Regions from separate parts of the Homo sapiens genome. Here region 2 is linked to region 1. Evidence: read pairs that join two places in POLR2A ChIA-PET (ENCODE). Cell type or tissue: HepG2. All regions are shown on one strand. Each heading gives the region's core, and the rest is flanking DNA. Links, peaks and the distances in the headings are about the cores only. Region 1 overlaps ALCAM (activated leukocyte cell adhesion molecule). Region 2 overlaps ALCAM (activated leukocyte cell adhesion molecule).

What was found. ChIA-PET counts read pairs that join two places held together with the same protein. Peaks named below come from ENCODE experiments on the same cell type or tissue, not always from the same donor. Only the 100,000 strongest peaks of a DNase experiment are listed, where the experiment ranks them.
Region 2: POLR2A ChIA-PET joins it to region 1 with 53 read pairs; 4 of 35 experiments call an interaction of 5 or more read pairs at or near these places.

Annotation. Positions count from the first base shown.
Region 1 is chr3:105,495,274-105,512,309 of GRCh38, reverse strand. The region is part of intron 1 of ALCAM (activated leukocyte cell adhesion molecule); the gene reads right to left. Among named protein-coding and RNA genes, the nearest start is that of ALCAM, 140 kb to the right of the region's middle. RefSeq lists enhancers at 7,119-7,649, 7,650-8,180. In HepG2, for the core only: no CTCF peak of the experiment used is centred there; a DNase peak (open chromatin) is centred at 8,909; H3K4me3 peaks cover 2,583 bases.
Region 2 is chr3:105,380,737-105,397,772 of GRCh38, reverse strand. The region is part of intron 1 of ALCAM (activated leukocyte cell adhesion molecule); the gene reads right to left. Among named protein-coding and RNA genes, the nearest start is that of ALCAM, 22 kb to the right of the region's middle. In HepG2, for the core only: no CTCF peak of the experiment used is centred there; a DNase peak (open chromatin) is centred at 10,402; H3K4me3 peaks cover 395 bases.

The DNA of each region.
Region 1 (17,036 bases), core at 3,994-11,993:
ATCTGAAGTAATGGAAAATTTGGAGTTTAGAATGAAGTCTGTCTTCAGAAAGAACTCACAGTTATTGTGACATTATTAAATTTGTTTTCTGCAAATAGTTTAATGTCATGACAACAAAAAGATCTCTTGATTTGAGAAAATCAAAGCTATCTTTGATAACACTACCAAACTCCAAAACCAAAAGTTTCTAATGCTTTAATATCCCTCAAAATGCTTTAGAAAAAATATATCACAAAGACTTTTAGCCAATAAGATCATCATTGTTTTCACAGAAAGCATCTGTTAATAATAGCTTACATGAACTGTATTGCTTTAGCTTTTAAAGTAATATTCAATAGTATTAGAATTACAGACTTAGAAAATGCTGTGTTATAATTGAGGTAGTGAATTACCAGGGATAAAAAAGTGGATTATTAGGGCTACTAAATGAGCAGAGTAGTAGATTTCTGCTTCTGAATTGGTTGAGTGATCTAGTCCGGTATGCTAGCTTCTGGTATATTCCACATTAAGTATCTAACCTCATACTGAAAAATGTTTATATCAGTTGAAATACCTTTTTGCTCTTTTCTTCACATGAATCACAATTAGCATTGCCTATGTCTCCTGAGGATATAGATTTGTACAATCAAACATGGTAAGTAGTAAAGGTTAAAAAGCTATTTAATAGATTTTTCCACATATTTGGTGCAGCTTGCTGGCTGATTTCCGAGACTTAGATTTGTGTAAATTCCATGCTTTTAATTGACAGCTCCCTGGAGGGGTTGCAATATAAGTTAAGGTCATAGGAAGAATATTACGGCTTTCTATGGCATTTTGTCCTTTCTTTAAGAACTGAAGTCAGCTTACTATAAGATCTAGTTTTCTAGCTTTGAGGAGAAAGGAGAGATGGAATGTTTGTCCAAGATAAATTTTTGAAGGAGACTAAAAGCACAGGAAAGAGGAAATTAAAAATAAAACAAATAGTCACATACACTTGGGAAATCAGTATAATCTGCTATCTGAAGATAAAATCATCTTTCTGCCTTAAGAGATGGTGTGTCACCTCAAGGACTGAGTGAGAATGGAGAGTCATGCTCATTGTAGCTTGCCCACAATGGTAGCCCAGTGGGGTAACTCTGGAATGCATGAACTTAGAGAGTCATACTGACATCTATTAATATTTTAACAATAACTTTTCATGTGTTCCATTTTTCCTGACAGTCATTCTTCTTAATTGAAGAGTGGGAGGAAAGATGGGAAAAAGAACAAGATAATTTAGGAAGGCAATGAGTAGAGATGAGAAATATAGGAAGCTGTATTGAAAGGTAGTTTTATCATTTCTAAGGGTATGAAATCTGCATCTGAAGGTGCCTCCCGTTTTGAAATTTTCCAGTACTCCCAAAGATTTTAACTCTTTGAAAACTTCATTTTATATCCCAGAGGCCAAATGTAGTTTTTTAATGTCTTATATTTATTCTGCAATTTAGGAAATGGTTAAATGCACCGCCCAGAAGAATTTTTGGAAGACTAGCTATCACAAACAAGGTGGTAAAACATAAACAAAAACACTGGATAAGGAAAACAAGTTCTTACAGCAGGTCAATGGCACCTGTAGACTGATTACACAGGAACTCGAACATGAGGACAGTGTTACTAAACCCTGACATGAACCCCTCTTCTGGGAATGTGCCTGCTCTCAGATGGTTTCCCACACTTGGTAATATTTGCATTCTGTCTCACTTGTCTCTGCTTCTCCTCTTCACATCCTTAGTAAAACATTATTAAATAAGTGGTTCATCACTTTTGTTTATTATTTAGGGAAAAAAGTCTCTGTGAAGTCTAGTGGACATGAAAATGTTCCTCATAGATCTCCAACTGCTGGGAACATAACTTACCCAACTGCCACATTCTGTCTATTACCAGATTTGTGCTAAGGTTACACTTTTACCAGCTGTTCCCAGCTAATAATTGAATGCAACAAGTATACTAAGACAGGCAAGTTTCTTGGTTACAAGAGACTCCTATGAGGGCTGATTATAGCTCACGGATACCCCGATTCCCTGATGAACCTTCCTTAGACTGCATGACAGTCTAGAACGCTTCCACCCAACCTTCATATCCTCTCCCTTTCACTTGGGACCATCTTTACTCTGCGGTATGCTTATTCTCCACACCGACCACCCCCATCTTCTTCCTCATTTTTTCTTGCATAGGTGTTTTTCCTAATACATTCTTTGTATGTTAAATCCATTTTGACATCTGCTTTTCAGAGGATCCTAACATCTGGAGGAAATTAGGCAGATCATAACCGTATTGACCCACTGACATTAGTAGACTATGAAATTCCAGAAAATAAAGATTTCAGTACTGATGTGATGAAAAAATCCCACCCCAATTTAGTAAGGGGTTAGTTAAATTAAAAATAAAAAATATACAAAAAATGAGTTTAACATTGATTAAAGACTTAAATGTAAGACAAACCTTAAAGCTTTTAGAAGAATGCATAGGGGAAAAGCTCTTTGACATTGGACTTGGCAATAATTTTTTTGGATAAGACACCAAAAGCACAGGCAACAAAATTAAAATACGCAGGTAAGACTATATTAAACTAAAAAGCTTCTACACAGCAGAGGAAACAACCAGCAAAATAAAAAGTCAGCCTATGAATAGGGAGAAAATATTTGCAAACCATATACCTGATAAAGGGTTGATATCCAAAATATGTAAGGAATTCATAAAACTTAGTAGTAAACAAAACAAAACCCACAGAGAAGCAGATAAAAAAAACAGGCACATGACCTGAATAGGCATTTTTCCAAAGAAGACATATAATTAGCCAATAGATATATGAAAAGGTACTCAACATCACTCATCATTAGGGAAATTAAATCAAAATCACAATGACATATCATCTCATGCCTGTTAAGATGGTTCTTATTGAAAAAACAAGAGATACCAAGTATTGATGAGGATGTAGAGAAAAGGAAATCCTTGTACGCTCTTGGTGGCAATGTAAATTGGTACAGCAATTATGAAAAACGGTGTGAAGGTTCCTCAAAAAGTTAAAATAGAACTACCAGATAATCCAGCAATCCCACTTCTGGGTATATGCCTAAAAGAAAGGAATCAATACTGAGATGCCTGTACTCCCCTGTTCACTGCAGCATTATTCACAATAGCCAAGATATGGACACAACCAAAGTGTCTATTTATGGATGAAAGGATAAATAAATTGTCTATATAGATACAAACACAATAAAATATTACTCAGCCTCAACAAAGGAGACCCTGCCATTTGTGACAACACAGAGGAACCTGGAGAACATTATGCTAATTGAAATAAGCCAAAGAAAGACAAATGCTACATAATCATACTTATATGTGGAATCTAGAAAAGGCAAATACACAGAAACAGAGAGTGGATGGTGATTACCAGGGGTGGGAAGATGTCAGAAGTGGGGAGATGTTGGTCAAAGGCTACAAAGTTACAACTGTATAGGACACAACTAGAAATGTAAAGTACAGCATGATGACTGTGGTTAATAATAGTGTACTGTATAGTAGAAATTTTCTAAGAGAGTGGATTTCAGGTACTCTCATCACACACAAAAAATGATAACTATGTGAGGAGAGTGATATGTTGATTTGCTTAACTGTAGTCATCATTTCACAAGGCATATGTATATCAAAACCTCATGTTGTATAGATTAAATATATACAATAAAAGATTAAATAGACCTAGAAATACATTAAAGCAATTGGTAATAATACTGAATGTTTTTATGGTGTTTTATAGTTTGCAACATTCTTTTATATACATTGTACATTTTTGCATTTGGGCTTCACAAAAGTCCTGTATGATAAGCAAAGAAACCTGTATGATGAACAAATATTATTATCCTTCATTTTACCAATAGGAAACTGTTCTCCCTGCAAAGTCAAGAGAATAAGCCAATATCACGAAGCCAGTATGTGATGGAGATAGAGCTCAAAATGAATTCTCAGCTCAAGTCCAATTCTCATCACTATTAGATATACAAAAAATGATTCCATGTCCTTATTTCATTTTATATTGTGGATAATTCAAGAATATTGTTTTGGAAAGTATTAAAATGCTTTTCATATTTAGACAAATATTTTAAAAAACATATAGGTTAGAAGGACTAGAAAGAAAATGAACTAACACATTTTATCACTTCTTTCTCAATGGGATGCTATGTAGCAATTTGGCACTTGCTCCCAGGAAATACAAGTCCTGTCCGTGGCAGCTGTTCTAATTTTCAAAATAAAATAGAAAATCATGAATATTCAAGAAGATAGGCATCTTTCAGATCAGGAACCAGAAGTCTAATGAGGCTTTTTAATGTAGGTGGGGCACTCAGGTTACAGGCAGAGGAGCCCTATATGCATTTCTAACACCAAAAACGGCAGGGGTAGCACAGTAGACCTCCAATAAAAACGTACTGAATGACTAAAATGGCAAGGTTGAGATTAAAGTCTTTCTAACTTAAAGACCTGTGTCTTTCCTCTCTGTCAAAAACACTTTTCACAATTAACGACTTTTCAAATGAGTTGCAAGTTTATGTCCACACAAAAACCTGAACAAGAATGTTTATACAAGCTTTACTTATAACTTCTAAAACTTGGACAAGATGTCCTTCAACAGATGAATGAAAAAATTGTGGTAATCCAGACAATGAAATATTATTTAGCAATAAAAAGAAATGAGCCAGCAAGCCATGAAAAAAACACGAAGGGACCTGAAATGCATACTGCGAAGTAAAAGAAGCCAGTCTGAAAAGGCTAAATACTGTATGATTCCAACTATATGCCATTCTGGAAAAGGCAAAACTATGGAGATAGTAAAGAGACCAGTGGTTGCCAGGGTCTCAAGGGAGGGAGGAAAGAATGAATAGACGGAGAACAGGACATTTTTAGGGCAGTGAAATTATTCTGATATGATAATGAATAAACATTATTAAGTGTTTGTCGAAACCCATAAAATGTACAACACAACAGGAAAATCTAATGTAAGCTAGGGACTATAGTCAATAATAATGTATCAACATCGGCTCACCAATTGCAACAAATGTACCACACTAATGCAAAGATGTTAATAATAGGGGAAACTAGGGGCAAGGGGGTGGGGAGGCAGGGAATTGCGGGCCTATATAGGAGCTCTTTACTTTCCACTCAAATTTTTCCATAAACTAAGAACAGATAAAAATAGTCTATTAATTAAAAACAAGTGATACACACAATTTCTTCAGCCTATGCAATATATTCTACATTTAGACAGTCTCATCTAAATTCCACTGGTATAGGGAGAGGGAAGGACACAAACATCTTCAAGGGCAAAGCTTTGGCATCCATTAGCAGAGGTGATTCCAGTCTAGGCAGCTGAATCCCCAGGCAGATTTCAGCAGGTGCTGACTTTCCAACAGCACCAAAACCTCTGATGAACAAGAGTGTCTTGAGTAGAGGCTTAGCAATTGCTGTTTTATGATTATGTTTTTCACATATTCCCAATCCCACTGAGGTGCTAATACATTTGGTTCATCTTTCCATTTTAAAAGAGACAATGGCTTTGATAATTTGTTCATGGTTACTGCTTAGGGAGATAATGACACTCAAAATTCCCCTAACTGAATATTATAATATTACGTCTTTGGCTCTGCTATTTTTAACAGCTTTTAAAGACAATAGTGTCATTTGGGTTTAAAAAAAAGTTCACTGTTCCTACTCATTAAAGGAATACTAGGTTATAAAGACGAGCTGTAAGAGTCCTAGCAGGGCTTCAGATTATATCATGTATTTAGTTTATGAATCTCATTTTGTTATGAATCTATAACTGAAACAACTCCCAATGCTTCCCCCAGGAAGTAATTAATTGGAAACCAAACAAACAAACCACATGGAAAAGACTGAAATACTTTGTATTACTGTCTGAAAATCCAATGGTAATTTTCAAGTTCATTCCCACCTGAGTCCTACAAAAATATGCTATAAGTGTGTGTTCTTCAGCTACAATTCTACCTCTCTGTGTATTTACAACAGCTAATAAGAACACCACCCCTAGAATCAATTTAAAACATTTTCTTTATGTTTTGTGAATTGCAGGAAGCCTCAACATGCAAATATAACTATTAGTACATGTTTAATTAACAGGCATATATTACATACTTCTTAGGTAAAGAGTATCATTTTAGAGAGTTTGTTATGTAGAAATCCATAAATTTGTGTTTCTAATTTTAAAAACAGGGAGCTGTTCAACAAAGAAAATTTCCAATACAAAATCTTATTTAACAGTCACCAAGGTAAACACATAAGATCAATAAAAATCGCTGATCATACTTCAACACAATTATACTTCAGAAAGATAAAGTTATGGAAATTTTCTATTTGTTCTAAAGCCTTTGTAGCTATGAGAATATTTATAATGATTTCTGTGGGAAAGCCAATAAAATCTTTTGAAAATGAAAAAAATTAAATATATCTGAAGAATAGTGTAGGTTATATCTTTATCTAATATTGTTGATATAATCCAAAGACTGTAAAAGATATATGCTAAACATCTGATTAGAATTTAATAAGTTATTTATTACTGATCTGTGCCAAACAGTCTTCAATATTTTTTCTAAGAATGTTTTTCTGTGAAAATATTTTTATTTTTAAAAATAAAATTTCCTTAATCTAAAAGGCTCTGATTCGTATTAATTCAGATAAATTGGACATAAAGCTATTGATTGGCTAAAATGTCCAGATACTATACTCCTGCTGGGCATATGATATGATTTGGATTTGTGTTCCTGCACAAATCTCATGTCTAATTATAATCCCCAATGCTGGAAGAGGGGCCTGGTAGGAGGTGACTGGATTATGGGCGTGGATTTCCCCCTTGTTGTTCTCAAGATAGTGCCTTCTCATAAGAGCTGGTGGTTTAAAAGCCTGTGGCAGCTTCCTCATCACTCTCTTCCTCCTTCTCTGGCCATGTAAGATGTCCCTGGTTCCTCTTCACCTTCCGCCACGATTGCAAGTTTCCTGAGGCCTCCTCAGCTGTGTTCCCTGTACAGCTGGTGGAACTGAGTCAATTAAACCTCTTTTCTTTATAAATTACTCAGTCTCGGGTAGTTCTTTATAGCAATGAGAGGACGGTCTAATACAACATATACATATAAATAAGCTACCTCTTCCAAGGAGATAAAAATCTAGAAGACAGAAATGAAACATAATTAGCAGCAGAGTGTAGCAATTAAGGCATTGTTTCTGGCCTCAGACCTGGTAAGGATGAATCCAGCTCTGCTACTAATAAGCTAGGTGACTTCTAGTGAGTTACTTAGCCAATATGCACTAATGTTTCCCAGCTGTAAAATTGAGGACAATGATAGTGATATGGAAGGGAAGTGCTGGGTAGGGAAGAGCGTGGTCCCTTTAAATGATACAGAAGGGGGAAGGGAAGAGCTGGGTAGAGGGGGACGTGGTCCCTGGCTAGGGCTCCACCCCCAGGCCTGTGTCCCCACACCTAGGTGAAGACAGGCATTTTTGTTTTCCTGCCCAAATGTTGCATTTCCCAAGACCACCCTGGCCTGCCATGCCCCCATCCTGGGCCTACAAAAACCCTGAGACCCTAGCAGGCAGAGACACACAGGTGGTCGTCTGGAGGAGCAGCACATCGGCGGGGGGAAGGTGGGGGGAACAAACGAGCAGCTGGACGTCAAGAGGTATGTATTGACAGGCACCAGCAGGCCGGCAGGCCGTGGGCTTGCAGAAACAGACGCGGAGTTGGCGGGGGCAGCTGAAGGAGAGGCTAGGCCGCTGAGTGGCCAGACTCCAGGAGAAAACCTTCCCACTTCATCCTCCTTCTGGCTTCCCCCATCTGCTGAGAGCTACCTCCACTAAATAAAAGCTTGCACTCATTCTCCAAGCCCATACGTGATCTGATTCTTCCGGTACACCAAGGCAAGAACCCGAGATACAGAAAGCCCTCTGTCCTTGTGACAACGTAGAAGGTCTAATTAAGCTGGTTAACACAAGCCGCCTATAGACGGCGAAACTAAAAGAGCACAAGACACTGCGATAGGGTCGGAGCTCCATAACCTGCCCCATAACCTGCCCGTCTGTGTGCTCCCTAGAGGTTTGAGCAGTGGGGCACTGAAGAAGCGAGCCACTACCCCTGTCGCATGCCCTGTGAGGGGGACAAGGGAACTTTCCCCCTTTTAATAGTATCATGCTCATAGTGTTATCATGAATATACTAAATTAATAAGTATAAGTTGCTTTAAAAAAGTGCTTTTCATACAACGAGTGCTGAAAGTTATTATGTCTCTTTGGCTTTTATTTATTGGAATAATGGAGATTATATGCCAAATGTTGCAGGAGCAGAGGAGGGATTGATGAATAGGCTGGAGAAGGCTTTGCCTGGAATGGACATTTATACTGAATCATCACAGATAAGAATTTCTTCAAGTGGAAAGAAGGATGAAGGAAACTCCTTGCAAGAGAAAGGCTGGAGCAAGGGTATAATCATGTTCAGCCAGTGTGGCTGAGGTTTAGGGGCTGTAGGAGGTGATGGAAGGAAAGGCACCTGGGAAAGAAGCAATGGGGTGATACTTTGAAAGCCTTAAATAATAGCTTAAACAATTTGGACTTTATTCTGTAAAGAATGTGGAGTCAACAAAAGGATTTTTGGTTCATTTTAAGGATGGCAGTGAAGTGGTCAGATTTTTGCTATTGAAAATTATGGCAGCAGTATGAAGGCAAACTAGCTGGAGAAGGGACTCGGGGAAGGTAATCGTGTTAAAGTGTTTAGGTTATGTACTCATAGTGAAATAGGGCAGTGGGAATGAAAAAGAGGCACAGTGAAAAGGAGACAGGAGACATTTCTAAAGTAGAATCGATATGAGCCTCAGTCAGTTTGCTGCATTTTTCAACTACAAAGTTCACATTTCCCAACATAACTAAGTACACAGCTCACATGAAAAACAGCTAATACCAAGTCTCTGTAGAAGCATATCATACACTATGTGTGAAATCACACACTCACTAGGCAAATAGGAAAGCTGTCTTTTTGTGTTAGCTCTTTGGAAAAGCTTGAGACTAAATAAGTAGAAGAGTCCAAAGCAAATATTAACTCTGGTGGTGTTAGGTGCTTGGATTTCTAAACGCAAATTGTTAATGCAAAATGCATTTTGGCTTTAACACACGCGAGCCCTTTTTGCCACACACTATAAACTACAGAAAGAGAAAAACCCAAAGCTGGAACTTAAACTCTCCTAAAGAAATACTGTTGTTTGTTTTCTTAAGCTTTGTGCTTACCAATTTGAGATTGGAAAAAGTAAATGCAAAAATAAAATGTTAATAACAAGTTCTGTAATACTGTGCTTTTTAATCAGTACTAATTTTTCTTTTTAAGAGAAGTTTCTGAATTTATTTGGGAATCCAGAAGTCTTTCTGAAAACACTGATGAGTAGATCAAGGACCTCATGTAAAGCTCTGATACAAAGTACAAAGCCAATTCTAGGTGATAGTGTGACCAAAGATAGTTGCCAAAGACTATGGCTGTTAATTTTGGTTACTAGTGAATTTCAGTTTTGACTTGACATACAATGCTTTCCCTGCACAGGGAGGCAGTGGAAAATATCATTTATATGTCTTTCAAATACCTCTTTCAAAAGTTATTGGTAACTGAGAGATAGCAGTCTCTGATGTTCCTGTCTTTCTTTCCCAGCTGTACAAAAGGGTAATTGAGCAAACTGTGCCCTGCTCTGCTGGGAAGTCAATCCATCCGTCTAACCTGCAGCTGCCTGGCTGATGGCCTTTCTCCTATTCACCATTCATTTGCTTTTCTGTACTCTCCTCAAATGCCCCGGCTCTGGGAAATGATTTCCAAAAGCATGGCCTCAAGCCCTGAAGAACATGGACTCTGATAACCACCCAGGTCTTCATTCTTACAATGCTGTCTGCCACTAATGTTAGGTAGTAGATGATAAGAATTTTTTAAAAAAAATTCTACATAAAATATCTGTTTTATAACTCATACTTGAAAGAACACTAGTGTAAAGAGACTAGAGAAAACAAGTTTCTTGTTTCATCTTAACCTCATTGTGACCTTGCTTTCTTGGGCTTCAGTTTATTTATGCATAATATGATATAAGACAAGGCTTAAATATTCTAGGATTCAGATTCTCCAATATGAGAAAAAGCATACAGTTAATTTTCAGTTGGAATTTCTAGCCCTATTACTTTTATGCCTGGACTGGCAAAAAGATAGTATGTCAGATTTCTTATTTTCATCTTATAATTTAATTTGCTGTTGGAGTTTTCAATGAATATTTTAGTAACTTGACATTGAACAAACTTTGATTTTGGTTTCTAACTCTATATCAATTGATAAGTGTTTTCAACTGTAACTTGAGTTTGCTTTAGATTGGTTGCCACTATCACTTAAGAATTATTAAACATTTTTATTGCATTGCCTCAGCATGTAATATGTTTTAAGTATTGGCAGGCACTATGCTTTATATCTTTCCAATACTACTCTCATAATAAGCTTGTGAGCTTAGAAGCCATGCTGCATGCAGGAAATTCTGATTCAGGCATAGTACTGTTTCATTTAAATAGGGAACAAAATGAATTAATATTATTCATCTTAATTACTACCATTATGGATAAGAAAAATAAACTACATTTCAAAATTAAAGTAATATTTTATGTATTCAAGATCACTCAGATATTATTTTCTAGGTATTTGAAATCTAGATTCTTATACCTTATAGATTTTTATTTTTAAATTATTTTAGATGGAGAATATTTGGAACATCTGGAGCATCTTGCATACTCTTCTGATGTCAAATAAAATTACATGTCAAAATACCATTATATAGTGCTTAAGATTTCACTTTCCAGTTACACTATCTGTTAAACCAAATATTATTCAGAATGTAAATAAACATCTCCTTGATAACTGTTATTTCTATAAGCACATACTATGCTATAATTCAGTGAGACTTTCAGGAATTACTGAACTGTTTCAACCGACTTGCCAATATACTAAACAGCCCCACCCCAAACAGTATTTTGAAATTCCTGTGCTTTGTTTACAATGATTTATCTTTTCTCTCACTATTCCTGTCAGTTGTCAGTCACTCTCGCTAATGATAACAGCCCGCATTTGTGCAGCACCTCAGAGCCTTCGAAGCACTCGCCCATTTATTGCTCCCTTCTGTGATTGTCTCATAGTCCCTTTCCAGTTTGCCACTAACATGCCAGGCCTTTGAAAACAACATAATCAAACTTTAAAAGAGATTCAATGTAAAGAGTAAACAGTCTCTGTGAGAGGGGCCCAAGGAGTTTCCTTGTGAATAAAGTTTGGTTCATGGACATCAGCATTTATTTTGACTGCTCAAAACCTGGGTGTTTCCTGCAGAGCTGGGCTCTGAATGGTTGAGGTTGGCAGATAAGAAGACTCCAGCTGTAGGAAATATTTCTGTTATTGCCCTTTTATAAGGAAATGTTTAGTGATTCCAAGATGTACATTTGAAATGATAAGTGACCTTAGAGATAATTTATTGCAGTCACTCATCCTGTAACTAAAGAAGCTAAGGACCAGAGAATTTAAAGTGTTGAAGATAGAACCAAGTTAAGGAAATGACTCTTGTGACTCTTAATCCAATATTGTTTTTATGAACACCACATCATGTATTTGTTCTAAATAGTCTTGGTATTTTAAAGATACTGAATTTTTGTAAGTTTGGCATGGTGATATGAAATGGAGATAATATATTTCAAGTGCATTACTATAACATGCAATGGAGTATGTAATAGAAAATTAACTTTCGTATATTAAATTTTAAATATTGTATCAGCATTTTCTCCATAGTTGCTGAAGTTGGAAAGGAAATATTTTAAAAGAGAGATCTTTTAATGTCATCTAAACACCCACCACAAACAGAGCTTGCATCGTAAAAATACAGAATCCTAAGAAAAAAAGAAAGAAAAGGGAAAAAAGAAGAGATGGTGAGTGAAAGAAGCTAGGAAGGAGATGAGAAAAGAGGAAGGAAGAAGAAGGCAGGCAGGCTTACAGGAAAAGTTCATCATTCTTTGTCGTATTAATATGAAGAAAGTATGGTAATTTTTTGTGAGTTTTTGTATTGTGAAATAATGTGGAAACTGGTGGTAAATCAAGTGTAACACTTAAGAAATAATTTGGGAGACATTAACTGATATGAGCTCTAAACAAAACCTCCAGTGAGGATCCTGTGTAGTCTGTGAACAAAGCCAATCTACTGCACACTGACCTTCTACAAAGAGGCTCTGAAAACAAAGTGGTTGTTAGGTGAGGTAAATTGAAATAAGAAAAGATAGCAGATATTACATTAAAGGCTCCCGTATTTATTAAGGGTACGGCAATTCTAAAATCTAATTGTGAAATGCAGTTCTCCCTGAGGATTCCTACAGCTAATTGGAACAGGTGAGAGAGAATGTAGAAGAAAGAGGTAGCCATATTTGTACTTAGATAGTTTTGGGTAAGCTGTCTGTTCTGTCTAGAAATCACATCAGCTTTCCAGCAGAGTACCATGAGAAAATGCTTTTGGTTCTGTTTGCCATCCCTGCTAATGTTTACCCTACTTAATCATTTGCATTTAAACTTGATAGACCAATTACATCAAACAGCTACCTCTCCGCCCCAGCAGATTTTAATCAACAAACAGAAATTAATTTGTATGTAGAAAGACAGACATGAACTGATTTATAGAATACAGTTTTAAGGCAAAAAATATTTCTTTTCTTTAGCAAGATAAGATTAAAGGACTCTTCTGTACATGACTGGAAATGAAAGCCATGTTAAAGTTACATGATATTTTTGGCCTGGAATTTAGAAAGAATTAGTAAAACAAACTTTATTACTAGGCCTATTTTCCAAACTGGTAATATTATAGTATGAAAGAGTCACATAATTTCTTCCTTTTTTGCTACAATTTAACATTCTAGTTTGATCTTTTGCTTTAAATGGTAATTCACTTAAGTTTTGGTCTCCTCTCACCTAAAGTCACTTGCTCTTAAGGAATATAAAACATATGTATATTTAAAATTATTTTCTAGTTCTTAGATATTAAAGATATAGGGTTGCCACTCCACAGGGCTTTGAAAAATTCTACTTTGCTTGGGTTTTTACAGTGATTAAAGTATTATTTCTCTTTAGTAGGTACATTTTAATCACTGAACTTAGAAGATATCTAGTGATATTGTACTATTGTAATTTGTTGTCATTCATTTGCCTAAAGAAAGGTGAGATAAGTTATATCCTTTGTATTGCTGAAAAAATACATCATTTTGAACATATATCAATACAATAAGCAAAACTCTGAAATACATTAATATTTATATAACTTCTTCAAGAATTTTCTCACACTGTTTTAGCAGTTCGTGATGGAACTAAATCTATTAGAAAAAATACTAAAGGCATTGTACAATATCTCATATTGCATTCTTGTATCCCATAAGACAATGGGAATTTAGCAAGGAGTCAGGATCATCTTAATTGTTAAACTAAAGTTTTCATTTGAATTTCTGTTTTATTAATGGATCACCATGTGCCCCTGAAGGTTTTTATATTGGAATGTTTTACTAGATTCCTTAACAGCCATTTGCCTCTCTTGGATAGTGGAGCTCCAAGCACAAAACTTTGAAGTGTTATAAAAAGCAGAACACTCCTGGAATCTTTACAAATGGAACAAGACTAATACCTTATGCCTACATGATATCAAGGCAGGTAAAATTATATTATACTAATAAAGAGAAAGATGATTAAAACACACACACACACACACACATTTGGCAGGCTAACAGACAAAACATGGTGGTGTCAAGGATACCAAACTCAAGACAAATGTCATTATTCTTCTCTATGTAGTGTTGAGACCTGGGTCCTGAATTTCTTAGCACATTATTCACACATTTACTTTTTAGAAAACTTCCCACTTATGCTGACATTTTACATTGTGTTTTGTGTGACCAGAAACTACAGAATACAGAAGCAGAATACTATAAAGAGTGGAGGAAAAAACCCAGCAATTTGAAACTCAAACGTCCTGGTTTTGAACCCTGACACCAGACTTCCTAGCCATATGACTTTGAATATATTTAACCACTACACCTCCCTACTTCACAAACTGTAAAGCAGGGACAATCACACTTATCTTTCAGCATTAAGTCGATAATGAATGTACGATATCAGTAACCTGGAACATGGTGGGTGCTTCACAAAGGATAGTCCAATTTCCCCCCTTTTTTTTTTTTTTTGAGGCAGAGTCTCGCTCTGTCGCCCAGGCTTGAGTGCAGTGGTGTGATCTTGGCTCACTGCAAGCTCCGCCTCCCAGGTTCACACCATTATCCTGCCTCAGCCTCCCGAGTAGCTGGGACTACAGGTGCCTGCCACCACGCCCGGCTAATTTTTTGTATTTTTAGTAGAGACATGGTTTCACCGTGTTAGCCAGGATGGTCTCGATCTCCCGACCTCGTGATCCGCCCGCCTCGGCCTCCCAAAGTGCTAGGATTACAGGCGTGAGCGACCTCACCCAGGCCCCCAATTTCCCCTTTCAAACAGTAAGAGCCAAAAAGTTTTGATGGGCAACATATGGGTTCAGTGACTATATCTTCTAAATGCAAACTTGGGATATAATCTTCCACGTATGAATGCACTTACCATGACAGCAGGACAAAATATTTGAAACTATGAATGTCACCACAAAACCATGATGGGCGTTTATTATGCCATGAGGAATGTAGACATCAGGAGACTATCCAAGCTCATTTATTTTTAAAGAAATTTGATTTGCTAACAACCCATGCTGTTTCACTTAAAAAAAATAATAAGCAAGGCTAACTAGTGCACAATACACATCCAGTAAGGCATTTTCTCTGAAGAAATTACATGCATTATATAATTCATGTTATTGTGAATTGTAGTGTTGGCCAATTAGGAAATTTATACAAATATGAAGGCAAAAGAACTTAAAGTTCCTTATCATCATAAATGGCTGGGGAAGTCTTCTCTTTCTTCTCTATTTCCTCATCCTATATAGTATTTAAAGAAAAATTATTTCTTGTCTTCAGTATATTCTGTGACCTTTTAAAAATCCTATTTTCCTAGTAAAATGATTCATAGCTTTTTAAAGAAACTAAGAAGAAAACATTCTTACGGTTTTGGGGGTTTAGGTGAGAATACACTTTATATGAATTCTTTTCCTTAAGGGTACCATAAACTTTCTATTCTGCATTGATTAGATTCAAAAATAGAGTAAAGACGTTTTTTCTTTACCTGCTAAGAATAGTTAGAATGAGGTAATAGGGTGAAAGAAGAGATGGAAACGTCCATTTAATTCTTTCCATATTTGAGGACTAATTTTATTACACTTCTTCATTGCTCTTTTTCGTCTCTTTTCTGTACGTTCCACCACACACACACACACGCATGCACACACACACACACACACACACACACACCTCAATTGGACTATCAGAATATCTAACTGCACCAATGCACCAAGCAGAATGAGAAGTAATTTCTTCAGGATGGAACTCTTCTATTAATAAAAAATCACCTCACAATTTACTTTAAGATAATCTTATCTACCTCAGTCACTCTGTTCTGTTAATGTGCCTAACACCAAGAATGTCAAAAGACCTTGCAGAGAACCAGTGAATGAGAGGGGGCATGCTGAGTGACTTCTGGGGTGACTGGTACGACAAGTCCAGCAAAAGCGAAGACAATGAGGGAGATACAAAATAGGCATTTCCTCTTCAGTGACTGAGGAGGACAGAACGCTTTTGTAACAGCCTGTTTAGTGTTAGCATTCAAAGTATTAACTTTCCTTCCTCTTTCCCTCCATCCTTATCCCATTTTTCTCTTTTTCTTTGCACACTACAAAATAAGAAGCAAAGCTCTCTGTAACTTCTTGTAACAGAGTTGACTTTTCTGGGGAAATGACTGTTAGTCCTTTCTGAATGGCTTTAAGACCACAATATAAAATATTATTATATAACAAAGATATATTAAGCATTTGGGTTCTATATAAACTAAAAGATTTGGCTATAAAATTATTCGCCTAATTTGAAAATGTAAGATATATTCCTCTATGTGAATATAAGTATTTAATTATAGGAAACTACAATGTATTGGGGAACTTGCGTATTGTTATGCTCTGCAATGTTTCACATATGAAAAAGGCCTTTTCGGCTCATATTTATTTTCTCATACGTCCCTTAAGTTTTCTGATAGCAGAAAAAAGTGAGTATTTTAAAAATCCACATACTTCCGAAAACAGCTAAACTGAAGCTATCAGCATTTTTGCTAAGCACTTGAAACTTATAGTGAATGGAACTATTTGGGCTTTGAGAACAGCCAATTGTTGAAAGTTAAGAAAAAACAAGAGAGGGAAAGCAGAACTAGTTTAGTTTTCTTTTGGAAAACATCCATGTGCATTATTTAACTGAGACCTATTCTACAATACTGTGATTTTTAATTCCCTTAACTTTTCTTTTACTTTTTAGGTAGAACCATCAACCTGTTCTTCTTTAATCATTAATTTGCAGCCATAGGTAGTAAATGGCACTTTGATCTTGTTTGCTAATTTTAGACATAAACGGATTCTGAGTGCGTGCTGTGTAAAATGTATTATTCCACCGTGCTTTGCATACTTTAAGTACAACCTCAGGTTCTTCATATAAAAATAAGTTCTTATTTATGTTGCTGTTATCTATTTTAAAACTTGTTGTCTCACTATTTCATTGCCTGAGTTTAAATATGTCATTTTTTTGAACCAGGGCTCTATCTTTCACAGATTCTCTTTCTGTCTATACCCATCTTCATGTTTTGTTTTGTTTTTTTTTTGTCCCTTTGTGGAACAAAACAAATTTCACCCTGTTCATTCTTCTAGTGCTCATCACACTAAAAGGTCCTGCTGGTACTGCAGTTTTTATCAAAAAGTTTCCTACTTATAGAGAATCTGAGATATCAGCAGCCCCCAAGTGGTTTCAAGGGCTTTCAGCACCAAAGAG
Region 2 (17,036 bases), core at 5,785-13,784, 120 kb after region 1:
CTTCATTTTATTGGTTCAGTTCTTATTTGCATTTAGTCAAATTATATTTGGAAAACAAAGTGTTCTTTAAAAAGGTATGTGACAATCATTATACGTAAATAGTTTAGAATTTCTGGATGAGTGGTTAATTTGTTGTGTTTCGTTGTTATTGAAAATTGGAGGGAGGGTTATTTGAGGAAAGCTTGATCATGAAAAATGGAATCTACTACCTATTCATGAATATATTATGTTATGTTAAATAACAAGAAGTGATAGCTATAAGTTTAAATTGATATGTTTAAATCTATTATCTCTATACTTGGTATAAATTATTTTTTAAATTTAGTCACCCATTTAAACTTAGAGTTATCACTTTTTGTTATTCAACATAACATAATGTACTTACATAATTTTGAATTACAAAGCAACTCAAGCACTTTGACTAAGTTTACTTCATATATACATGTGTACAACTTGCAGAAGATACACTTTATTTTTCAAAAGTAATGTTTATAAGGAATAAACAAAAATCAAAACTTAAAACAATAGTATAATATTTATCTGTAAAGCTTAAACTCACATTGCCAGTTAGATAAGGGAACAAATGCCAAGAGAAAAATTTATTAATCTCAAAAGGCAGAGTAATGGCCTCATCATTTCACAAAGCACAATTTCAGGAGACACACTTTATTGTATTTCTTTGTGTGAATTATAAACTTTAGTAGAAAATGGGAAATAGGCAAAGTAATACATTTTAACTGTAGCACACCAATTGATATAGCCTCGCAAAAAAAGGTTATTTTGAAAAATTAATTCAATTCATCTACAATAGGAAACCTGTCACCATAAGCTGAAATTGGATAAAAGTCCACAGATAGTTAACACTTTCATGCCACCTAAAAGTATACATATGCTTTTTATGAAAAATTACTATCTCACATGCTAACATTTAACAAAGGAACTATAAAACTGCTAAGAAATGAATCCAGAGGCTATGGTCTTTGGAAAGGTATGGTAACCTTTAAGAGGGCAATCACTTTTTCCTAAATACTACTTGCAGAGTTAACCATCCCAATAATCGCTGACACCATGAACATCAAGGACAGACAGAGGACTGGGCAGTAGGGAAGCTATGGTTCCACAATATTTTTACTGTTAGATAGTAGATATTGCTGAAGAATGTCCAAAACTTCATTAAATCTACTAGAAATTAATTCTACTTAAAAACTCAATTTGTACTAATGCTTTTGTTCATCCTTTGTTTCTACCTTTTAGGAAGAAGTCCAGTAAGTTTCTAGTAATCTTGTCCCGTTTCTCAGTTTTGTCTCTTTCTCCAGATTTGAGACATTGCCCAATCAATCCCTGTGCTTTTCCAAGTTCAGTTTTGCCCTTTGAGTCTGATCCTTCTTTCCTTTTGGCTCCCACAGATATTCAGGTCTCTTCTATTTCAAAGATTCTCAGGAAGATCATACCTCCTAGCTCCTAAACCTCCTATTTCTCTCCTTATGATCATCACTAAGCTCCATTCTCTGTCTTCACTGTACTCCAATGATTTGCACAGCAGCCACATCCTTGAATTGTTGAATATAGATACAGTATTTTACTCATTTATTCAGCACCACGGTTATAACTTGCTTATGATGAGTGTCTAATAAATATTAATTTAATTAAGCAAAAAATGCTATAGTAGGCAGTTATTATTGTGCTTGCCCAGTCTACTTTATTAGCACATCCCAAGGCTTCTTGAAATTGCACAGAAACCTATCAAATTCCCCTCCTCCAATGTTAGTTGACTGGTCCTAAATGGACACCTGACCCAAGCTAAGCCAATCAGAAACCTTGCCCTGTGAATTCAGAACTAGGCAAACTATGTTTATTAAATGGAGGAGAACTCAATCCAGGAGACATGGGCTGCCATATGGCCTTAGAATCAAAATGGGATAGTCTTCAGAAAGAGAGAAGGCAAATGAAAAGAAAGAAGAGCTGAGGAATTGAGACAGACAGAACTGATAGCCTTCATGCCCTTAATTTAAATTCGTTCTTGAGATCTAAGTCCTAGCTTCATTATAGAGATGCATATCTTACTATAGCTCTGTTACAGAGACTTCTTGTTCCCTCGTTATATATCCCCCATATTTGCTTAAGCTAGATCCTGTTGATTCCTGTCATTGCAATAAGATATCCTAAATAACATGGTGTCATAAGTCATATTGAATTAATTGCTTTTAACTTAATAGTAAAAGAAAAGCATATTTTCATGGGAATAATCTAAAATGGAGAGCTGATGTAAAAGAATCACTTGACATCAAATAGAAAAAATATGTCACATGAGTATACATACATAACAATTTAGTAAGAAAACATCTCTGGATATAAGAAATAAGAGCTCATTTGTTGCTGTGAATTTCTCTATTTCTGTGTACTCTCCAAGGACAAAAAACTCTTGAATCTTCATATTATACTTTATAGGATTACAGTGACACTGTATGAAACATCCTCCTGAAAAAGTTGCATTGAAGATTGTACAACCTGAAGAGTAAAAACATATTCCATTGTGGTCACTAAATATATATTTTAATGGAAAGATCTTGAAAGGCCCAAAATAACTGCCAAAAAATTTTAATACCAGAAATCCTTTGTTAATAAGTTGGCAGGGCGGTCATTTGATGAAAAGTCAAATCATACATGTTGATTAACTTAAGATAAACTTTGAGAATAAGTTTATGGCATGAGGTACATGCTTTATTTACTGTGCTTACAGTTATAAAGTTAGAAATTACTCCGTGAAATACAGTCATTATTACCTTGCTTGCATTTTATTTCACCAATTATAAAACTACAACTACTTTCCACATTAGTAGAAAAAATGAATATATACAACCAAACCTTACAGGTCTGCTATAATAGGCTCAGAAAAAACAAAGGCAATTTGTGTAAGCTACTGAATTATCTAAAAAATTTCCCAAAATATAGTCATTGGTTTGCCATGCTTGTTTTATGGCTGCAGTTAATATTAAAATGGAAAAAGAAACCACCTTTCTGCCTAAACAATTTTGCAGATGTCAATAAATCTATAGATTGCAGGAGAAAATTGGAGTTGTGTAGTACTAAACACAATTTAACTCTGAAATTAAAAAAATATTTTCAGGAGTAGTTTATGGAATATATTACATGTCCTGTGTTTTCCCAAAAATAGTGAAAACTTGTTAAAATTCCTTTGGGACATAGGTCTGATTTATAAAGCCAGACTAGCTGGAAGGCATCTAAGGAAATCCCTGCAGTTTTGGTAAATGTAAATAACAACAAAGAAGCAGAGACATTTCTATGGGCCTGTTGAAAAGAGAACCAGGGATTCAGAAAAGCCTAGGCACGTGGGAGGAAATGCAGTCATTTCCAGATCATGACGTGTTTGCTCTGCAGGAGATAAGTACCTCAACATGCCTATGCTTCCCTCATCCCTCGCATGTCCCTTCCGCGTAGCTATGTATGTCCTTCTCAGACACAGACATACATAGGTAGTGAGTCATATGTCAGGGAAACACATAGCAAAGTAAAATGCGAAGTAAACAAAATTAACCGATTACTTTAAATTATTTTGTATTAGTGGATTCAATTGTCTAAGAATAAAATTTTAATCTTTTCAGCTTTAGGAGGCTTACAGGCTGTTACCATACTTAGTCAAAGTACTATAGTACTTGGCTACTAGTGAAAGTACCATAGTACTTGAATACTGATGTGAACCTCTTGAAAGAATGGACTCGAAATATTTTGTAAAAATACACAGGCACAAAATAACAGTATTTTGATATTACTGACTGCTTTTCCAAATTTGCAATTATCTATATTTGAGTGAGCTTAAAATAAAAATTTAGATAATATAAATTCCAAATCATGTGGAAAACTTACATGTATCTTCATGGAAATAAATAATAGGGCTTTTTGTATTTATTTGTTTTGTTCTTCTGTTGTATTTTGACTTATAATGAAGAATTATGGTTATAGAAGGTACCAGACATCAAATAGTCCTAAATCTAGACACTGTATTTCATTCATGTAGTATATTTTACTTCAAAACACTGCTTTCCAAATGCTGGTTTTCCAAATGTCTCAAGTCAGACATAAGGTTAAACAATGTAAACAATTTCTTTATACCAGGAGTTAGCAAAGCTCATTTCTATTGTGAATTCTAAGAGTGAGTATAAGTATATGCCATTATAAAATTAATTTGGTTGTGGTCTAATTATCTGGATCACAAGAATTTAGGAAATACTTCTCCAGAAATACTATGCCACAGCTTTTAAAATAATCCATTGTATTAAGTGTGGTTCAACAATCTTGAGTGTCAAAAAATTATTGATACAAAATTTAAATTCCTCTTATGGTATGTTTTCTTCTCATACTTGCTCGCCATAACATGTATAAATTTATTTCTACTGAAGAATATTTGCACTTCTGTTAACTGTATGTTTGGGTGATTTTTTTTTTAGTAGATATCCTCTAGGCTTACATTGTTACATTTGCAAATCACTTCAAAACATCAATCAAGAAGCAAACTATGCAACTTCATCTTAAATGTGATTTAACTTAAACATAGACTAATATAAGAATGGCAATAAAAATGAAAGATCATTTTAATTTCAATATGTTTGTAGGTTTATTGTAACAAATAAGAAAAAAATTCGCAAGCCTAACGGGGAAAAGAAACAAGCAACACATAAAAATGAGCACAACTGTTATCCTAAAGTTTCATAGGAACTATAACCAAAATTCCTAATTTCTCAATTCATAATAAATAAATTACTATGTGAGAAGATGTATCTTGTCTACAATTTTGGTAGTAATACTGTTGTTACAATAATTTTGCACTACAATCAAACTAGAACTCAAGATCAAGAAACTCACTCAAAATCACACAACTACATGGAAATTGAACAACCTGCTCCTGAATGACTCCTGGGTAAATAATGAAATTAAGGCACAAATCAAGATGATCTTTGAAACCAATGAGAACAAAGAGACAGTGTACCAGAATCTCTGGGACACAGCTAAAGCAGTGTTAAGAGGTAAATTTATAGCACTAAATGCCCAAATCAAAAAGTTAGAAAGATCTCAAATCATAAACCTAACATCACAACTGAAAGAATTGGAGAACCCAAAGCAAACAAACCCAGAAACTAGCAGAAGGCAAGAAATAAACAAGATCAGAGCAGAATTAAAGGAGATAGAGGCATAAAAAAACCCTTCAAAAAAATCAATGAATCTACGAGCTATTTTTTTTAAATAATAATTATAATAATAAAATAGCCTGCTAGCTAGACTAATAAAGAAAAAAAGAGAGAACAATCAAACAGACATAATAAAAAATGATAAAGGAGATATCACCACTGAACCCACAGAAATACAAACAACGATCAGAGAATACAATAAACACCGTTATGCAAATAAACTAGAAAATCTAGAAGAAAAGGAAAAATTCTTGGATACATACACCACCCCAAGACTAAACCAGGAAGAAGTGGAATCCCTGAATAGACCAATAGTAAGTTCTGAAATTGAGGCAGCAATAAATAGCCTACCAAACAAAAAAAAAGACCAGGACCAGAAGGATTTACAGCTGAATTCTACTGAAGGTACAAAGAGGAGCTGATACCATTTCTTCTGAAACTATTCCAAAAACTGAAAGACAGGGACTTCTTCCTAACTCATTTTGTGAGACCAGCATTATCGTGATACCAAAACCTGGCAGAAATACAAAAGAGGAAAACTTCAGGCCAATATCCCTGAAGAACACTGATGTAAAAATCATCAATAAAACACTGGCATACTGATCCAGCAGCACATCAAAAAGCTTATCCACCACAATCAAGTTGGCTTCATCCCCAGATGCAAGGCTGGTTCAACATACATAAAACAATCAATGTAATTCATCACATAAACAGAACTAAAGGAAAAAAACCACAATAATTATCTCAATAGATGCAGAGAAAGCCTTTGATAAAATTCAGCATCCCTTCAATAAATCAGGTATTGAAGGAACATACTTCAAAATAATAAGAGCCATTTATCACAAACCCATAGCCAATATCCCACTGAATGGGCAAAAGCTGGAAGCATTCCCCTTGAAAACCGACACAATATAAGGATGCCCTCTCTCACCACTCCTATTCAACATAGTACTGGAAGTTCTGGCCAGGGAAATCAGGCAAGAGAAAGAAATAAAAGATATTCAAATAGGAAGAGAGGAAGTAAAACTGTCTCTCTTTGCAGATGACATGATCCTATATCTAGAAAACTCCATCATCTTAGCCCCAAAGCTGATAAGCAACCTCAGCAAAGTCTCAGGATACAAAATCAATGTACAAAAATAAGCAGCATTCCTATACACCAACAATAGACAAGCAGAGAACCAAATCATGAATGAACTCCCATTCACAATTTCTACAAAGAGAGTAAAATACCTAGGAATACAACACACAAGGGATGTGAAGGACCTCTTCAAGGACAACTACAAACCACTTCTCAAGGAAATAAGAAAGGACGCAAACAAATGGAAAAACATTCCATGCTCATGGATAGGAAGAATCAGTATAGTGAAAATGGCCATACCGCCCAAAGTAATTTGTAGATTCAATGCTATTACCATCAAGCTACCACTGACTTTCTTCACAGAATTAGAAAAAAACTACTTTAAACTTCATATGGAACCAAAAAAGTGCCCATATAGCCAAGATAATCCTAAGCAAAAAGAACAAAGCTGGAGGCATCATGCTGCTTGACTTCAAACTACACTACAAGGCTACAGTAAGCAAAACAGCATGGTACAGGTACCAAAATAGATACATAGACCAATGGAACAGAACAGAAGCCTCAGAAATAACACCACACATCTACAACCATCTGCTCTTCGACAAACCTGACAAAAACAAACAATGAGGAAAGGATTCCTTATTTAATAAATGGTGCTGGGAAAACTGGCTAGCCATACGCAGAAAATTAAAACTGGACCCCTTCCTTATACATCAGACAAAATTAACTCAAGATGATAAAGCATTAAATGTAAAACACAAAACTACAAAAACCCTAGAAGAAAATCTAGGCAATACCATTCAGGACATAGGCATGGGCAAAGATTTCATGACAAAACATCAAAAGCAGTGGCAACAAAGGCAAAAATTGACAAATGGGATCTAAGTAAACTGAACAGCTTCTGCACAGCAAAGAAACTATTATCAGAGTGAACAGGCAACCTACAGAATGGGAGAAAATTTTTGCAATCTATCCATCTGACAAATGTCTAATATCCAGGGTCTGCAAGGAACTTAAAGAAATTTACAAGAAAAAAACCCAACAACCCCATTAAAAAGTGGGCAAAGGATATGAAGAGATAGTTCTCAAAAGAAGACATTTATGCAGCCAACAAACATATATAAACAAAGCTCAAAGTCACTAATCATTAGAGAAATGCAAATCAAAACCACAATGAGATACCATTTCATCCCAGTCAGAATGGCGATTATTAAAAAATCAAGAAACAACAGATGCTGCAGATGCTGGCAAGGCTATGGAGAAATAGGAATGCTTTTACACTGTTGGTGGTAATGTAAATTAGTTCAATCATTGTGGAAGACAGTGTGGTGATTCCTCTCAGACCTAGAACCATAAATACCATTTGACCCAGCCATCCCATTACTGGGTATACACCCACGGGAATAGACATCATTCTGTTTATAAAGATACATGCACAGGTATGATCATTGCAGCACTATTCACAGTAGCAAAGACATGGAATCAACCTAAATGCCTATCAATGATAGGCTGGATAAAGAAAATGTGGTACATACATACAATGGAATACTATGCAGCCATAAAAAGGAATGAGATAATGTCTTTTGCAGGGACATGGATGAAGTGGGAAGCCATTATCCTTAGGAAAGTAATGCAGGAACAGAAAGCCAAACATCACATGTTCTTACTTAAAAGTGGGAGCTGAACAATAAGAACACATGGACACAGGGAGGGGGACAACACACAATGGGACCTGTTGAGGGGGTAGGGGGGAGGGACAGAATCAGGATAAACAGCTAATGCATGCAAGACTTAATACCTAGATGATGTGTTGATAGGTGCAGCAAATCACCATGCCACACATTTACCTATTTAACAAATCTGCACATCCTGCACATGTATCCTGGAACTTAAAATAAAATTAAATGTAAAAAATAAAAAATAATACTAATTTTGCACTAGTAGTTTATTTTAAAATAATGTACACATTATAAATATTCAAATCAGATAAAGCATATACTTAAAAAATAAGAAGGCTTCCCTCCTATCTCATATTCGCAGGCCTCCCTTTCAGAGAAGCCCATTATTAAGGTTCCTGTGTGTTTTTTAGAAAAAAAAAAAAAAAAAAAAAAAAAAACTATGTATATATGAGCATACAAGTAGGTATATGGTTTTGTGTGTTTCAAAACACATTCCGTTTTAAGCAAACATACCACACACTGTTTTGCGTATCTTTCTTTCTTACTTTCATCCCGTATTTTTAATAAATAAGGATAAAGAAAATTGTAGTGGGATAATTTTCTACATAACAGAAATTTTTTCCTCTTTTCTGTTTGAATGTGTCATATTTGTCATATTTAGTACACCATACCTTCCACTTTTCTTGTGTAAATAATAAATAGCTAACATTTCTGAAGTCTGTTCTACTTGCCATTCACTTTGCTCATCATTTTCCAAAAATTATCTCACTTTGTTCATTCAACAAAGAATTCATATAAATACTATTATTCTCCTCATTTTACAGACAAAGAAATTGGCTTACAGATTTTACTTGCCCACCACTTAAGTTACTTGTTTCAATTATTCTTTCTTCCATTTTTCTTTCATGAAAGCCTTAACATACTCATTCAATCTTTACTATCTAAAACGTGATTGTAAAATCTCATAGTTTTGAATCCTCAAGAGCTAAAGATCCACAGGGTGTGATTAGGACCATTTGGAATCTAATTATTAAGTTCAAAATATATGAATTACATATTTTTTAAAAGAAAAATATCTGGTTTCTTAACCCTAATAAGTTTTCCTAGAAAAGTATTTCTATAACCGAATATTTAGTGAAGCTTCAAGTCCAACATCCCCAAAATAAAAAATCATAAAGAATTTGAAACAGAAGGAATCTTAAATTAGTTTATTCCTATTAAGTTACAGATAAGAAAAATGTTGCATTTATTACTAAATTTATCACCAAATTTACCATCCTTTTATACTAAACTAAGTTTAAAGAGACAGCAGAACATCTCTGCTTGGAGTATGGTATATGTATAACATTTTGTAATACTCTAAGAGGTAGAAGTCCCTGAGTCTTCCTCAAAAGTAGCATTTCAAATTTGAGGAACTAGCTTTTTCCTTCAGCAATTGCATGCTGTTTTGTTTTTGTTGTGGGACAGTCGTCTGTGGAGATGAAGAATCATGGATCAGTGTTCTCATCACAGCTATTAATTCACCTTTTACTTCTTCCTTCTCCAGGTCTTTTCCCTTCTTTACAACAACTGTATTCTATAGGTTTAATCATTTTCTTTTCTCTGAACCAAATCTAATTGCTCTATTTATAAATATAACATTATACTCTCCCAAAAATTTTGTTCAGTGTTAAACAGAGGAGAGGTTGTACTTCCTTGTCTTTTTATTTTCCACACTCTGTTACTGCTTGTTTATACTGTAATGCATTTTTATTCCTATGTCTCAATTATTTTATTTATGGTGCATGGTGACTGGGAAATCTCAATCTGCAAAATGTTACATGCTTAGTGCTTCATTATGGATACTGATGAGAACAAAAAAGTGCAAATATTAAAAAAAGAGATAATGCAAATATTATTTTTATTTGGCAGTAGAATAAAGTCTCACAACCACACGGAAGGGAGCCCACTCAGCTGTAGCCTAATGTCATTGTATAAGCAAAGAAGCAGAACAGAAATATGAAGTGATTAACCAAAATCTCAGGGCTGCTGGTAAAGGCAGGACTGGGTCTCCTGTTTTCTTCTCCAGCCTTTCATATCCCTCTGCCACTGATCACTACTAAAAGCCCTCAGCAAGAAGGAAGTTCCTGGTCTCAATTATTAACTTGACAATGATCCTGGTAACCGTTACTGATTCAACAATGATGAACCAACACTCAATACTAAATATTTTTCCGTTTAATCACTAAATAATAGAGTTAGTGACGCAGACTATTTACATAGAATCTGTTTTCTTAAATTCTTTCTTATTGTATTGTTTGTGAAGCAACTATATTTAACAATGTAGGTATGTAGTGAACAAGTACACACAGGTTCTGCTGTGAGAATCAATGTTTTTTTTTTTAAGTTAGTAGTACCTTCTGTATCCTTCAAACATCTAAAGAGAAAAAGCTAATAGATTGTGCAATATTTCCAGAAGGCAAAGTAAACATGCAACAAAAAAGTAAAGTAAAAGATGATCTTATGTTTGAAATGTTTCTGAGCTTTGTTTGATGGTTTCTTGATTGTGTGTGTGAGTGTGTGTGTGTGTGTGTGAGGGTGGGAAGGATTATTTATTTTATTTCTATTTCCGCCTGCCCTTCCCTATAGCAGCAACCTCATTTGGACGCTCAGCCTGTGAGACTACTACAGACTGCTGTGGAACATATAATTAGTCCTCAGTTATTCTAAAGATTTATCTTGTGGAAAAAATCTCAAGATTTCTATTTGGAGAATAACGTGGGGTAAAAAGAAGAGGCAAACTGAAAATTTGTCAATTTGAACTGTCACGAACATTCAATATAATTTTAAGTAGGGTGAGGCTGAAACTATTGGAAAAATAACATTTATTGGGTAATTTGCTCATGTAACCTTTGATGGGTGCTTTCAGATGAAAGAGTTAAGATCAAAAGAACAGCATTCCAAACATTGGGGAATATACTTGGAAAAAGAATATAATGATACTAGTTATCTGGTCATTCCTGAATTAGCGCTTTGCATCTAACATGTATACTTCTTTTAAATATTCCTAACTTGATGGGAAAGAATATACTTTCCACACAAATTTAATTTTAAATGAAAAAACCTTCAATTCACTAAGGAAACAATTACAGATATATATATATATATTTATGGTGGTATAATGACAAGCCCAAGTCTAGACTGTCAGGAAGCAGGGTCTAATTTATGGTGGTATAATGACAAGCCCAAGTCTAGACTGTCAGGAAGCAGGGTCTAATGCTAGGGACCCATGGGGAATAGGGATAGGAAGGTAGGGTATAGAGAAACATTTGCACACACTAGACATTTAGGGTAATGTCTACAACCAATGAGGATGGATTTAATTGGGCTCTATTTTTGAAAACAAAACAAAACAAAGAAATCTGTAACTGGAACCAAATCCATTTATGCCAGCCTTGAGTATTTCTATTCAGTTGGCCCATGCATAAACCATTGTGCAGTTGATTCAAAACAGATGTAGAAGCACCTGTTCTAACAAAAGACATTTTACTGATTCACTTCTGTCTTCCTAACTCTGCTTTTCTAATATTAATTTCTTCTTCCTTCAGATTTGTTTACCCAAACTTCCCTTTTCAGAATTTGAGAAGTCACCTACTTGTGTCTCTCTTATACTCATTTCTTAATTTTAACTTCCTCTATAGTCTTGGAAGGTCAACTCTTTGGGTGAAGAGAAGCAGATGCTCACTGCCCAAGTCTTATTTCAGGCCCACCAATGCCTAAGTTTAGAGCAGATCATTCAATAGTATGTGCTCCATTCACCCATGAGGGAGTAGTTTTGAAAACACTGGTTTTCTAGATTCTCACTGGTTCAGTTATGGAACTGAACCTATATAGACAAGTCTTCAGCACCCACCACAGATCTGAATATATTCAAATGCACTCTGTTGAAAGCCAACATGTGCATGGCATATTTATGTAATTTTACTATTAAGTAACATTCTTTAGACTATTTAACTGAGCTTTAGTTTCACTATAGAATTAAGCAGACAAATACAATTCAGAATTCCTAAAACTTAATAAAGAACCATAAATTCACATCTGCTGTTGTAAAATTTGACACACATTGTTAAATTTGGACCAAAATGCTCTGGATTTCAAGACATATTTGCATCAGAATTTCTCTGTAGGAAGTTTCTTTCCAGCCATTGCTCTTCCCACTTCGAAATAAGAAATTAACTGAATGTTAGTTATCGAGAAGAGATTCAAATTTGGGCTTACTAGAATGTATTATCAATTAAGCGTCATGGCAAAGCAGTAAAGAAAATTTATTTTACATCATGATGCTACTGGTCCACATAAACAGTTTGTTGTAATTTTAAATAGCAAGTTCCTTTTCATGCTGGCTTTTCATCTTATCTTTCTTTCCTCTCTGAAGAGAGGTCCACTCATTCCTCTCCCCTTTCTCATCAGTACAAGCTGCTCCTTTAAGCTTCACTTGTCCTCCAGCTTTTACAGAATACTCTCTTTTACAGAAATCACATCTTTTACTATAAAACTTGGCTTTTCAATCTAATCCTATTTACATATACTAAAATAAGGCTTGTTAATAATGAAAATTATTTCACCACATTAACCCTAGATTCTATTTCCATGGAAAATTGAGAACTCCATATATTTTTATATGTTTGTGGAAAGATTATTTTGTTGGGTGACAACATCAAGAACGTGAAGCCTAGATTACATGCCAAGAATCCAGGAACTAGACAGTATTTGTCTTAGAAATGGGTGACATTTTTTCAAGTAATAGAAAAGATTTTTTAAAAAATTGTCATGTAGCCTCTTTGATTAATCCAGAATCTTAACTGATCACTGATATGGCCCAATTAGGTTTATATATTTCAACAAAGAGAAAGTCTTGTTTACTTGGCTTTATTTGATAATGTCTTTGCTCTGGCTACTTCTTGATACATAAACTATACTGCATTCAAAGTCCTATATTTAAAAGGCTGAAAGTGAGATTACAATTTATAATTTAAAAAATTAAAAAAGAGTCACAGTTTTTAAACTTAAAATTGGTTATACAAATATATTAGCCATTCTTTCGTAAAGTACTATTTTACATGGAGTACAGCAGGTATTTAATAAACGAGAGTTATCAGTGGTAATGTGTTGTATTTATATTGGTTTATCTGGACAAGTATTTTTAATAATATATTAGAAAAGTCTTAGAATTTCTGGGCAAGAATTCAGAAGACAGCTTGCCTCAGAGACCAAAGAAGTAAAAATTTACTAACAAGGTAAATTGGGAAGGTAATATGGGAATTGGCAGAGTAAAACCATGATATAGAAGTTAAAATTCTGAAGGACTGGGAAGGATCAAAAGTAAAGTAAGGAAATAAAACAAAGCTTATAAAAAAAGGACTTAAGTTGAAAGATTATAAGAATTTAAGATTATTTTGTCCAGAGAAGTGACACCAGACTTAAAACTATTAAGTTCTCAGCTATTAAGTACCATTGAATAATGAGATCTGTGATAAATCCAATTCTGCACTGTTTTTATCAGTAAAGACTTATTTCTCAAAATGATATGTTGGTTTCAAGAGCACAAGGTTTATTTTTCAGTAAAAATGAAACATCATTCAAATTTATATAATTTTGTTAAGTTAGTGACTGAATTTTAAAGTTCTCTTTCAATAGTCAATAGTTTTGTAAAAATAAAACCAGATTTTCTCCAAATTTTCTCTAATATTTTACTCTCAAAAGCATCCAAGACATGGTCCACAGTACAGATGTATTTTCAGTGGTACAAATATGTTAAATACTGCCTGCGTGACTGATCAATCTGCTTATGAAGTCTTTTCTATATTATTTCTGCTAGATTATGAGAAATGCCGTGATCCAAAGGTTTAATCTATTAATTAAAAATAGAAGAACTAATATTACCATTAATTTACTTCTATTTTGAATGTATGTCTACAATTATCCTGTGGGAGAAAAAGTAGTTTTAGTATCTTCACAAACCTACAGTTTTTAAAATAAATTAGTTTAAATAAATTTCTATAATTCTCAGGATGATCTCACATTTAATGAACAGACTATGTTCAATATGGAAACTCAAGAAGAGTACTTATGTTAACTTGGATTGGCACTCAGAAGAAATCTAACTTTATTCCATTTGTTTTAGCACTCAATTTGCATAGCATGGGTAGAATAAGGCAAATTCTTTTTAGGACCATATTTTAGGAGAGTTGTCATTCCCTCAATTTTTAAAAGAAATTGAACAATTTTCTCAATGTAGATATTTCTTATTCATACAACATTATATGTTGTTGTTTAAAATAGGCTTCATTGATAATTATGAAATGTAATTTTGACTAATGCCTTTATTCAATTGTCATGTATGTACTGAGAAAGTTCTATGTATCAGTAGACTAAGAAATCTAATTTTGACTAATGCATTTATTCAATCATCATGGGTGTGTACCGAAAATGTACCATGTATCAGTAGACGCTGGGTAGAAAAAAGATTAAGTAGACACAGCTCCTGCCTCCAGGAATATAAAAATTCACTAAGGGAGAGAGAGAAGAATGAATAGGCAATACATGAAATGAACTCTGGAACTACAGAGGACAGGCACCTTAGAGAGATCAGGGAAGAATTTCTGGAGGTGATGGCATATAAACTGTGTTCTGAAGGATAGGGATACACGTTATTCAGGCAAAGAAAGGGTGATTGAGAGGGTGTGAAGCAAAGGGTGTTCTTGAATAAGACAGAGACGTGAATAACAACCCACTCAGGAAGCAGGAAGGGCATGGCACATTTAGAAATATGGCTAGCACATGGAATTCCAAGAAAAATTGTTCTGAGAAATGTAAGAAAAACTTTAAATGCTATATTAAGAAGTTACTATTTTACCCTGACTATATTGGGAAGTGTCCGAAGTATTTGAAGCAGAGCAGTTATAAGAGTTGATTCATCTGACAAAGGGCTAATATCCAGAATCTACAATGAATTCCAACAAATTTACAAGAAAAAAACAAACAACCCCATCAAAAAGTGGGCAAAGGATATGAACAGACAGTTCTCAAAAGAAGACATTTATGCAGGCAAGAGACACATGAAAAAATGCTCATCATCACTGGCCATCAGAGAAATGCAAATCAAAACCACAATGAGATACCATCTCACACCAGTTAGAATGGCAATCATTAAAAAGTCAGGAAACAACAGGTGCTGGAGAGGATGTGGAGAAATAGGAACACTTTTACACTGTTGGTGGGACTGTAAACTAGTTCAACCATTGTGGAAGTCAGTGTGGGGAGTCCTCAGGTATCTAGAACTAGAAATACCATTTGACCCAGCCATCCCATTACTGGGTATATACCCAAAGGACTATAAATCATGCTGCTATAAAGACACATGCACATGTATGTTTATTGTGGCACTATTCACAAGAGCAAAGACTTGGAAAGAACCCAAATGTCCAACAATGATAGACTGGATTAAGAAAATGTGGCACATATACACCATGGAATACTATGCAGCCATAAAAAATGATGAATTCATGTCCTTTGTAGGGACATGGATGAAATTGGAAATCATCATTCTCAGTAAACTATGGCAAGGACAAAAAACCAAACACTGCATGTTCTCACTCATAGATGGGAATTGAACAATGAGAACACATGGACACAGGAAGGGGAAGATCACACTCTGGGGACTGTTGTGGGGTTGGGGGAGGGGGGAGGGATAGCATTAGGAGACATACCTAATGCTAAATGACGAGTTAATGGGTGCAGCACACCAGCATGGCACATGTATGCATATGTAACTAACCTGCACATTGTGCACATGTACCCTAAAACTTAAAGTATAATAATAATAATAAAAAAGAAAAAATAAATAAAAAAATAAAGTAAAATAAAATATGACAATAAAAAAAAGAGTTGATTCAGATCTTACATCACTCTGATGGCAGAGGGGAGAAAAGATTAGAAGGGACTAAAGTTTGAGAAATATGTTAGAAAATGTTTACTTCTTTTGGTTTCTTAAAATATGATCACTGGGCCCTATTTTATTATTGTGTAGACTCTGAATCTACAGAGTCTACATAAATGTCTTTCGAGCACAGTCACTTGTATACTCCTAAGTTACCTATGGCCTACTTACACTAATGACCTAAAACAATTGCTTTTAGACACTGTAAACTATAGGCTGCAAAGCATCTCATTTTTAGCTTCAAATTCACTTTTAAATTTATATTTCAACCTCAAGATTGCAATGCAATGATGTTTCATTAACAGATGGGAACTATGACATAATGAATATGATACTAACAATTAATGGATAAAGTCTTGGAGTTTGTGAATGGTTTATTTGTTTTACAGAGTGAGTAGATTCAAGGTTACGCCCCATAAAAACATGACATCACTCTCATTCAGATTCTCTTTTTTGAGTGGAAAGAAAGGTAGAGTGGAGAGGAGCTACAGCTGGCAATTTTATAATTCTGAACCTGTGGCCTCTCTTCTTTATGTATAATATCTATGTGAATCAGTTGGGTGTATAATCGTATTTTGGGGAAGTGGGAAAGATTAACTGAGATTTAATTTATTTAAATACTTGAATAATACTAACACCTCTTAAGAGCTTACTACTGACAACCACACTGTTTAATGAACTTTATGTGTATTAATTCATTTAACTTTCACAGCTATCCTACAAGATAGGTGCTATTATTCCCATTGCATAGATTAGGACAGAAGAGGGTTTAAGCAACTTCCCCAATGCCACCCAACTGGGAAACTGGAGAAAGGAGACACAGGTTTCAAAACTAAACAATTTGGCTACAGACACCATATTCTCAAACTCTGATCTATAATGGAAAGTAAGCACAATAAAATGGGCACTTACTTTAAAAGGTATTTTAAATTGTGATTTGTTAAAACTGTGATGAAGAACCCACAGGCCTTTATCACAAAGCTCCTTTCCCAGTATGGCCGTCGTGACAGATAATCTAATTTCAATATGAGATTTTTAAATCTGTTTCTGTGTTGACAATTCTTAAATATACCAGAGAATTGGACGATTTCATT